2 separate regions of the Homo sapiens genome follow, and region 1 is linked to region 2. A link is a contact called in ENCODE Hi-C or POLR2A ChIA-PET data. All regions are on one chromosome and are shown on one strand. The core of a region is the stretch at or near the end of the contact, and the rest is flanking DNA. Distances in the headings are between cores, read along the strand shown.

The links. Hi-C counts contacts between places; a loop is a spot of excess contacts on that map. ChIA-PET counts read pairs that join two places held with the same protein, here RNA polymerase II (POLR2A). Pooled maps may share reads with other maps.
Region 1: a map of B cell shows a loop between it and region 2 (5-fold over the local background). The contact joins two enhancer-like sites. A Hi-C loop is called at or near these places in 7 of 168 maps with a recorded cell type or tissue (B cell, CD14-positive monocyte, GM12878 and 3 more), 15 of 37 single-sample maps with no recorded cell type and 9 of 50 pooled maps. POLR2A ChIA-PET finds 5 or more read pairs at or near these places in 5 of 52 experiments (AG04450, BJ, GM10248 and 2 more).

The regions. Positions count from the first base shown.
Region 1 is chr16:17,299,554-17,303,815 of GRCh38, reverse strand. All of the region lies in intron 2 of XYLT1 (xylosyltransferase 1), which reads left to right. Among named protein-coding and RNA genes, the nearest start is that of XYLT1, 170 kb to the left of the region's middle. RefSeq lists a silencer at 333-402. Within about 2 kb of position 2,120, at least 9 of the 41 ENCODE cell types and tissues checked have a DNase peak (open chromatin) inside an H3K27ac peak, as active enhancers do; they include B cell, CD14-positive monocyte, GM12878 and 1 more, where a contact is called at or near this core.
Region 2 is chr16:17,257,984-17,262,299 of GRCh38, reverse strand. It overlaps XYLT1 (xylosyltransferase 1), which reads left to right. Exons shown (of 12, transcript NM_022166.4): 3 at 2,802-3,312. Among named protein-coding and RNA genes, the nearest start is that of XYLT1, 210 kb to the left of the region's middle. RefSeq lists enhancers at 2,590-2,989, 3,150-3,199. Within about 2 kb of position 2,924, at least 11 of the 41 ENCODE cell types and tissues checked have a DNase peak (open chromatin) inside an H3K27ac peak, as active enhancers do; they include B cell, CD14-positive monocyte, GM12878 and 1 more, where a contact is called at or near this core.

The DNA of each region.
Region 1 (4,262 bases), core at 871-3,370, 42 kb before region 2:
TCAGGAGAATGTGGTCAAATGCCTGGATTGTCTAGATTGAGGTCCCATTGATCAACTAATCATACCTGTTTCTAGAATCAGAGTGAAAAGGCTGAATGTGTTTTAAAGACAGACATGTGGCGTGAAATGATTCCTCCTCTTACTCCCAGCCATTGTAATATCATTAGTAATGAAAATGTAAAAGGATTGTAGGTGTCTGTGTTCTGGGCTTATTTCTTAGAGCTTTTCCTAGAACCCTCACAATGGCCCTCTTATGCCAGTTTTATGGCAGAGAAAACTGGGGACTCACGGGGGCATCAACATGTCTCTTTGTTTATTGGAAACATTTTTATATGCTCACAAATAATATGCAACAGCAACAGTAATAGCAGCTAAAGCAGAAGTGTGCAAACTGTCTGTAGAGGACCAGATAGATTAGTAAATATCTGAGCCTTTGCTGGCCACATGGGCTCTGTCACCGCTAAGCAGTTCTGCCAGCGTGGCTGTACAGTAGCTGTAGATAATATGCAAATGAACGGGAGTGGTTGTGTACCAATAAAACTTTGGTTCGCAAAAGAGGATTGCAGGCCAGATTTGGTCTTAAAGCTGTAGTTTGCCAACCCCTGAACTAAATATGATTTCCATGAGGGCAGGAACCACGTCATTATTTTTTACATCATTGTATCTCATGCAGGGAGCCCAATTCTTTGCACATGGTAGTTCTTGAATGAATGAATGAGTAAACCAAGGAATCAGTGAGTGGTCTGTCTTTCAAGATCCATCACGACTGAAGCTCCAGTCCTCCCCTTTCCTTTCCCATGTACTCCCCTTCCCTACCCATACTGCCAACCCTACCCCAGCTTATCCCCTTGCATTAAGCTCACGGTCACATGTGTGCTCACTTGCTAGCTCTCTCTCGCTTTCTCTTTTCTCTCCCCCTCACCCATTCTAGACCCAAGGTCAACCCCTTCCTTCCCTAGTCTTCCTCAAAAGCCTTGGGGGATTGAGTAACCCGTTATTGTGCCAGTGGTGGCTTTTTTCTGGAACCTTTTGAAGTTCTGTGGTTTGTTGATTCATCTCTTTACACCCATCCCTCTTTCAGGAAGGGTTTATGGCAGTCTGCATGGGTGTACTAAACAAAATAAGACTGCAAAAATTAAAACTGAGACAAAGAAAGGAAACACAACCATAGGACCATCATACCTTGGAGCTGGAATAGGTATTAACACCTACACCATGGTGGGGAACTGGAGATTTGACAAAGAGCTTTCTGGCTGCCATCAAGGAAAACAAATCTGTCCCTTCCACTGCCCTGTATCCAAATAATTGACACAGGCCATTGCTCATGGCAGGTGGATCTGTTCTCAGTGCTCAGTTCAGATGGAAATTTCTCCAGAGGGCCTCACAAGAGGAGGAAGAGGAAGGACCAGCAGGCTTTGCAGCTTGCTAACAGCAGACAGGATGAGGTATTCATGGCTGTCTGCTACGACGGTGTCCCCTGGTCTAGACTCGACATCTTATGCTGATACTCAGCAGAGTAAGGACACATCCTGGTACCTGGGCCTGGGTTGACCTCGACATGTATTTTTTTATTATTATTATTATTAGTAGTAGTAGTAGTAGTAGTATTTTGAGATCGAGTCTTGCTCTGTCACCCAGGCTGGAGTGCAGTGGCACAATCTTGGCTCACTGCAACATCCACCTGGTGGGTTCAAGCAATTCTCCCATCTTAGCCTCCTGAGTAGCTAGGGTGTATGCCACCACGCCTGGCTAATTTTTGCATTTTTAGTAGAGATGGGGTTTCACCATGTTGGCCAGATTGGTCTTGAACTTCTGACCTCAAATGATCCGCCCACCTTGGCCTCCCAAAGTGCTGAGATTACAGGCATGAGCCACTGTGCCGAGCCCTGACATGTATTTTAGGGAAGCTACCAGAACAAACAGACCATGTGGTCTCCAAGCACCACTGGAGCATAAAGAGGAAGCTCTTAGTCTGAGAGAGAGACCAGGTGAAAATTCCAGCTCAGATGCTGACCTCTGGCCTAGTCTTTCCACTTTTGTAAACCTCCGAGTCTTCATCTAAGAAGTGAGAGTTGATATTAGCATTCGCCACCTGTTGTTGCGGTGGAGTCTGATGAAACGCCTTCGCACTGTGGCCTTTGCATCTATTATTGTATTTAAACTTGGCAGCGACATTGCAAGGTAAATGTCACCCCATCTGCTTCACGCTGTTCTGAGTACTTTAGCTCAGTATTACTCAAGCATTACTTTCTTTCATTATCACCCTCCCAAGAAGAAAAATTTAATTTAATATAAATTCTCCCTTGTGAGAGAAATTAAATACTGTGGGAAAAGATTTTATCAGATAGGGTTGAGCTTTGGGGGACGGCTGACCATTGCAATATCTAAGACTATTATTATTATTTTGAGACAGAGTTGTGTTGTGTTGCCCAGGCTGGAGTACAGTGGTGCAATCTTGGCTCAGTGCAACCACTGCCTCCTGAGTTCAAGGGATTTTCGTGCCTCAGCTTCCTGAGTAGCTGGGATTATAGGCGCCCGCCACCATGCCTGGCTAATTTTATATTTGTAGTAGAGACAGAGTTTCACCATGTTGGCCAGGCTGGTCTCAAACTCCCAACCTCAACTAATCCACCCGCCTCAGCCTCCCGAAGTGCTGGGATTATAAGTATGAGCCACTGTGCCCAGCCTAAGATTTTTTTTTTCTCACACACATATACTCCCCCAAATTTTGCTTGCTTGGTGGGGGTGACAGTCATCCCTATTGAGAATATGTGCTTTAGATATACAAACTAACTCCTATTAAAGCTCTAGTTGAGAGAGAAAGGAACGGAGGCCCAGAGAGGTAAAGTAACATACCCAGAGTTGCACAGCTAATGAGAAAGGATCTGAATTGTCTTATGGATTGCTCTAGACGGTGCTTAAAGCACAGTCTAACTTATAGCAGCAAACTGTACGTGTTATTTTGTGTCTTGCTTTTGTCGCTTACCTATCTAGCTCATCGATTGTTCTGGTTCAGTATATATATCATGGCCCCCATTCTTTTTAATAGCTGCATTAGGCTGGGCGCGGTGGTTCACATCTGTAACTCCAGCACTTTGGGAGGCTAAGGTGGGCAGTCATCTGAGCCCAGGAGTTCCAGACCAGCGTGGCCAAGGTGGTGATGAAACCCCGTCACTACTAAAAACATGAAAATTAGCCAGGTATGGTGGCAGGTGCCTGTAACCCCAGCCACTCGGGAGGCTAAGGCAGGAGAATCACTTGAACCCAGGAGGCAGCAGTTTCAGTGAGCCGAGATCGTGCCGCTGCACTCCAGACTGGGTAACAGAACAAGACTCCATCTCAAAAAAAAAAAAAAAAAAAAAAGAAAGAATGAAAGAAAGAAATAGCTGCATTATTTTGCATTTGCATTCACATAGCATGGTTTATTTAACCATACCACAACTGCTGAGGCTGAAGTGGTTTCTAGTCTTTGGCAATTAAAAACTCGCCATAGCAATCCTCCCTACACGCATATCATTTTGCTTAAATGCAAGTTAAATGTGAAGGTTACATGCCTAGAAATGAAGTCTGTGCACACTTCTTAAAAGATAGCATTTTGTCAGAGGCACAAAAATATCTCCACAAAGCTAAGATTCTTACGGAGCCATCCAAGGTCAGTTTTCACCATGTTCTTAACAGCTAAGCCACTCTTTTGACCCCCAAATTCCTCCCGACCTGGTTATTGATTTAGCTGTGGGCTCCCCACCCCCGCCACCTTTTATGCCTTTGGTCACCAGATTATCCTCTTGTCATCTGGTATTTCCCTACCAGGCTTCCCACAGTTTATTTTTGAACTTCAGTTCTCATCTCATTAACAGAAAGCCTAGGCGGCCAGATTCCATTCCTGCTGCCGGGGTCAGTGCTTTGAAAAAGGGTCGTTAATAAAGCAGCATCATAGCTTATCCTGGGTCCTTCATGTCCACCAGGATGGGGGAAAAGCAGAATCCTTCCTGTGTCCCTCGTCTTTCTGAAACTTTTCTCTAAGAACTCGAACCAGTCTCATTCTGCAGACCTTCCTGGGCCTTCATTATATAAGAGCTATGTTCTGGCAGTTAGGGAAATCTAGCATGAGTGGCCCCCATTCAATTCTGCAGGGGACAAAAAGCCTCTCTTCTCCTAAAGCTTGCTGGTAAGTCTCTATGGCAGAGTCAAGGCTAAATCAACTCCCACATATGGCGACCTCAGCTAGAGAAGCGAGGTGGAAGGGACGCTAGCAATTCAGA
Region 2 (4,316 bases), core at 1,675-4,174:
GGCGAACAGTAGTGCCTACGTTGGAAATTATTTCCAGGAGTTAAGTGAGGTACTGCATCCAAGGGCTTAGCATGGCACCTAGCACGTGATCCATAGTGAAGAATGTATCACAACAAGCGTTGGCTCCTCGTTCTATAAAATGGCAAGATAAATACATCCAATTGTCAGTACCCTATAAGTAATACCTGTGAATAACTTACTGTGGTGCCTGGCTCATGGTAAGAGCTCAGAAAATGCGCCTGAGAGGCTGCTTGGGACTCTTCAAGGGCCTCTGGATAGAAAAAAAGGGAAAAGAGGAACATCAGCAGGTTTTGTTTAGGTTACAAGAATAAAGATGTACTCTAGGTACCAACTGAAGGGGATTTTTTTTGTAGGTATCTGTGGAGAATAAGAAAGACCAGAAGCAGAAGGCCCTCATTTATAGGTCAGGATATAAAAGCAGTTCCTGTGTACAACCAGTAGCCGCCCTGTGACCCAATATGGACTGGTCAGCTGTTTTTTTCTTGGTTCTTTTTCCTTCTTCCTACCTTGTTACCTCCCAGCTCCTGCAGCCTCAGACTCCACGTGCTTCGTGGCTGCTGCTTACTGTCTCTATATGACTTCCTGCAACACAATAGGCCACTAGCCAGCCTGAAGATTGCAATTTGGAGGTCACACACCTCTAGCAGATTCATTTAGCTGGGTGGGAGGGGCCAGATCTTGTGGTTCAGTGTCAGCTTGCAGTACTTAAGGGTTTTGGGTGATGGGTGTAATAAGGATCATACAATTTCTTGGAAGTGGATCATGTCCCTGGTAGCCCAGAGTGTGGGGTCTGTGATCTGCCTGGTTTGAATTCCAGCTTCACCGCCAACTAGCTGGGTGACCCTGGGCAAGTCACTTGTTCATGGGTGCTTAGTTTCCCATCTGCAAAATGAAAGTCATAGCAGTACTCAGCTTACAGAATGGCCACAAGGTGTCTTAGTGTCAGAGCCTCCAACAAATAGGAGAAATTCGTGCTTACTGCTAGGAGCAATGGAGCAGAGGCTAGAGGAGCATCTTTTTTTTTTTTTTTTTTTTTTGAGAGCCAGTTTCACTCTCCCCCCAGGCTGGAATACATTGGTGCAATCTCAGCTCACTGCAACCTCCGCCTCCCAGGTTCAAGCAATTCTCCTGCCTCAGATTTCTGAGTTAGCTGAGACTACAGGTGTGCACCACCACCCCTAGCTATTTTTTGTGTGTGTGTGTTATTGGTAGAGATGGGGTTTTGCCATGTTGACCAGGCTGGTCTCAAACTCCTCACCTCAAGTGATTCACCTGCCTCGGCCTCCCAAAGTACTGGGATTACAGGTGTGAGCCACCACGCCCAGTCCTAGGGGCACCTTCTTCTCCAGGCCATCACTAAGTCGTATATGGATGGTGAGGACAGAAGCAACTAACCCAGTCCCAGAGGAGGAGGCCTTTTAACTCACACTCCAGCAGAGCAGGGGTCTGCATACATTTTCTTAAAGGGCTGGATAGAAATATTTTAAGCTTTTCAGACCAGAAAGTTTCTATTGCAACTATTCACTCTGCTATTGTATCAGGAAAGCAGCCATGGACAATACACAAATGGACAGGTATGGCTGTGTTTCAATAAAACTTTATTTATAAAAAACACAGGCAGTTGTTTGCTGACCTGCTGGGGTGGGAGCCTTGCTGAGGGTCAGCTGCTCTTGGGTACCCCTGCAGATCCGCTGTTCAGGCCCCGACACCTTTTTCCTTGGGAACTGGTAAGAGGCATATTTCAGCCCTCCTTAAAAGGAGGACTAGCAGGGATGCCGCCCATTGCCCCTGTGTTTCCATAGCAACAAGGGCAGCTATATGGAGCCATTACTCTTCTCTGTGGCTTCAGAGGTCAGGGGCCGTGTTGTAGGACATTGGATATGCTTTCAGATTAAGGCCTTGGGAATGAGCTTTAAGCAGAAGCAACATGTTGCAGAAACAATTTGGGGCATTGGTTGAATGATGCATTTGATCATTCGACTGATCAAAGTAACCAGGACCCATTTACCCATGGAGGAGCTGAGTTTGGGGTCCAGCCCTTCTGGAAACATCCATGCCATGCGTGGTCTCCAGAATGACTCCTGATCTTTGTCTTGACCCCAAATGACTTCATCACTTCTGTTCCATGTACACACATGAAGAGCCAAACTCAAGCACAAGAGTGTCGCAAGTTTGCTTTGCTCCAGGACTTAGTGTAAAGTTTATTCTACAAGGGCTGCATTCCTCTTAAAAAAAAAAAAAAAAAATTGCGGCTGGTTTCTTTCCCACAGAATTTACAACGGCTCAGTCTGATTTCTCTTATGGGCATAGATATATGAGCATGTCCTAAAGGCAATGGAATGTATGTAATATCCTACCAATATTTTTCCCTTTATAACTTTATTATATCATTTCCAGCCCTTAAGTAAACCATCACAGCACTTTCAGCTGGAATTTAAACGGGACGCTGGAACAAAATGTTTGTTACCCAGTGGCAAAGACAGTCAAGGAAAGAAACTGACTTGAAAAGGTGTGGTTAATAAGAAGCATTGAGAATCGTAGTCATGGCACTTTAGAGCTTGAAAAAGCCTTGGTTTCTGGTTGGAACATCTCCTATTTCCAGATGGGGAAACTGAGGTCCAGAGAGAGCCATCTTACCAGAGGTTAAACCAGTAGCAAAAGTAGGATGTGAAACTATGGCCCCGGCTTCCAAGTCCGTATGACTCACTCTTCAAAGGCCAGTCTGCTTAGCATGATCTCTCAGTCAAGTTTCTCTTCTGTTTCTCTCCCCTCTTCTCCAGGATGGCTACTTTTCTCATCGGCCGAAAGAGAAAGTGCGAACAGACAGCAACAACGAGAACTCTGTCCCCAAAGACTTTGAGAATGTCGACAACAGCAACTTCGCACCCAGGACTCAAAAGCAGAAGCACCAGCCTGAGTTGGCGAAGAAGCCACCGAGTAGACAGAAGGAGCTTTTGAAAAGGAAGCTGGAACAGCAGGAGAAAGGAAAAGGACATACATTCCCTGGGAAAGGCCCCGGTGAGGTGCTGCCTCCCGGGGACAGAGCCGCAGCCAACAGCAGCCACGGGAAGGATGTGTCCAGACCGCCTCATGCCAGGAAAACTGGGGGCAGCTCCCCCGAGACCAAGTATGACCAGCCCCCTAAGTGTGACATCTCAGGCAAGGAGGCCATCTCTGCCCTGTCCCGTGCTAAGTCCAAGCACTGCCGCCAGGAGATTGGGGAGACTTACTGCCGCCACAAGTTAGGGCTGCTGATGCCTGAGAAGGTGACTCGGTTCTGCCCCCTCGAGGGTAAGTTCCAACCCCGCTGGCTCAGAGAGGGATCTCCTGGCCACTTCCTCCTCCTGCCCAGCCCCATTCTGCTCACCTTCTCAGACCTTCTGAGAAAGGCCACCCTGTTTTCCAAACCCCAGATGAGCACACGAGATCTGATGTGTTCTAGTACTCCCTGAGTGTTGAAGTCTTGTATCAGAAAAATTTTGCAAAATCAGATTACCTTTTGTAGGTGCTTTAACCCATTGCCTTTATGGCAAAGGATGAAATTATAGTGAAATCGGGAGCTGATGTGATGCTGGCAGGAGCCAAGGGAGCTGTATTGATATGGTTTCGTTTCTCTTTCAGTAGAATATTGGGATTAGAATTGATATGAATATTATTGTAATTGATTATGATTTGAGAGGTTTCTAATTGGTTGCATTAACTTCAGAGGCTCTGTAACTTTCCGTTTTCCTTCATCAAAAGTTTCTTTCCCTCTTCTCTTCTCTTTCTTCCTCATATGTTTCCTGTTTCCCTCCTTCTTTCCTTCTCATTCCTTTATTTTCTTTCTCCCTTTTTCCTCCCTTCCTTCCTCATTTTCTTCCTGGTTTGTTTCTCCCTTTCCTTTTCTTCCCTCTTCTCATTCCCTTCCTTATTTTCCTCTCTTCCCCCTTCCTTCTTTCCTATTTCCTTTCTTCCTTATTTTAATTTTCTTTCTCTCTCCTTTCCTCTTTTCTTCCTATTTTCTTTCTTCCCTTCTACATTCCTTCCTGCTTTCTGTCCTCTTCTTTCCTAATTTTTCTCTCCTCCCTCCCTCCTTTCTTCTTTTCCTTCCTTCATTCTTTACTTCCTTCCTTCCTTCCTTCTTTCCACCTTTCCTTGCTCTTTGCTTTTCCCCTCCCTCTTTCCCTTCACTGGCACTCTTTTATGTGCGGATGACCTGATGATAAACCAGCTCTCTTGCTGAGACACGGAGGGATCCAAGCTCTGATCCAGAAATTCACAGGCAGAGTGGAGGGGCCATCTGAAGATGGGGAGTC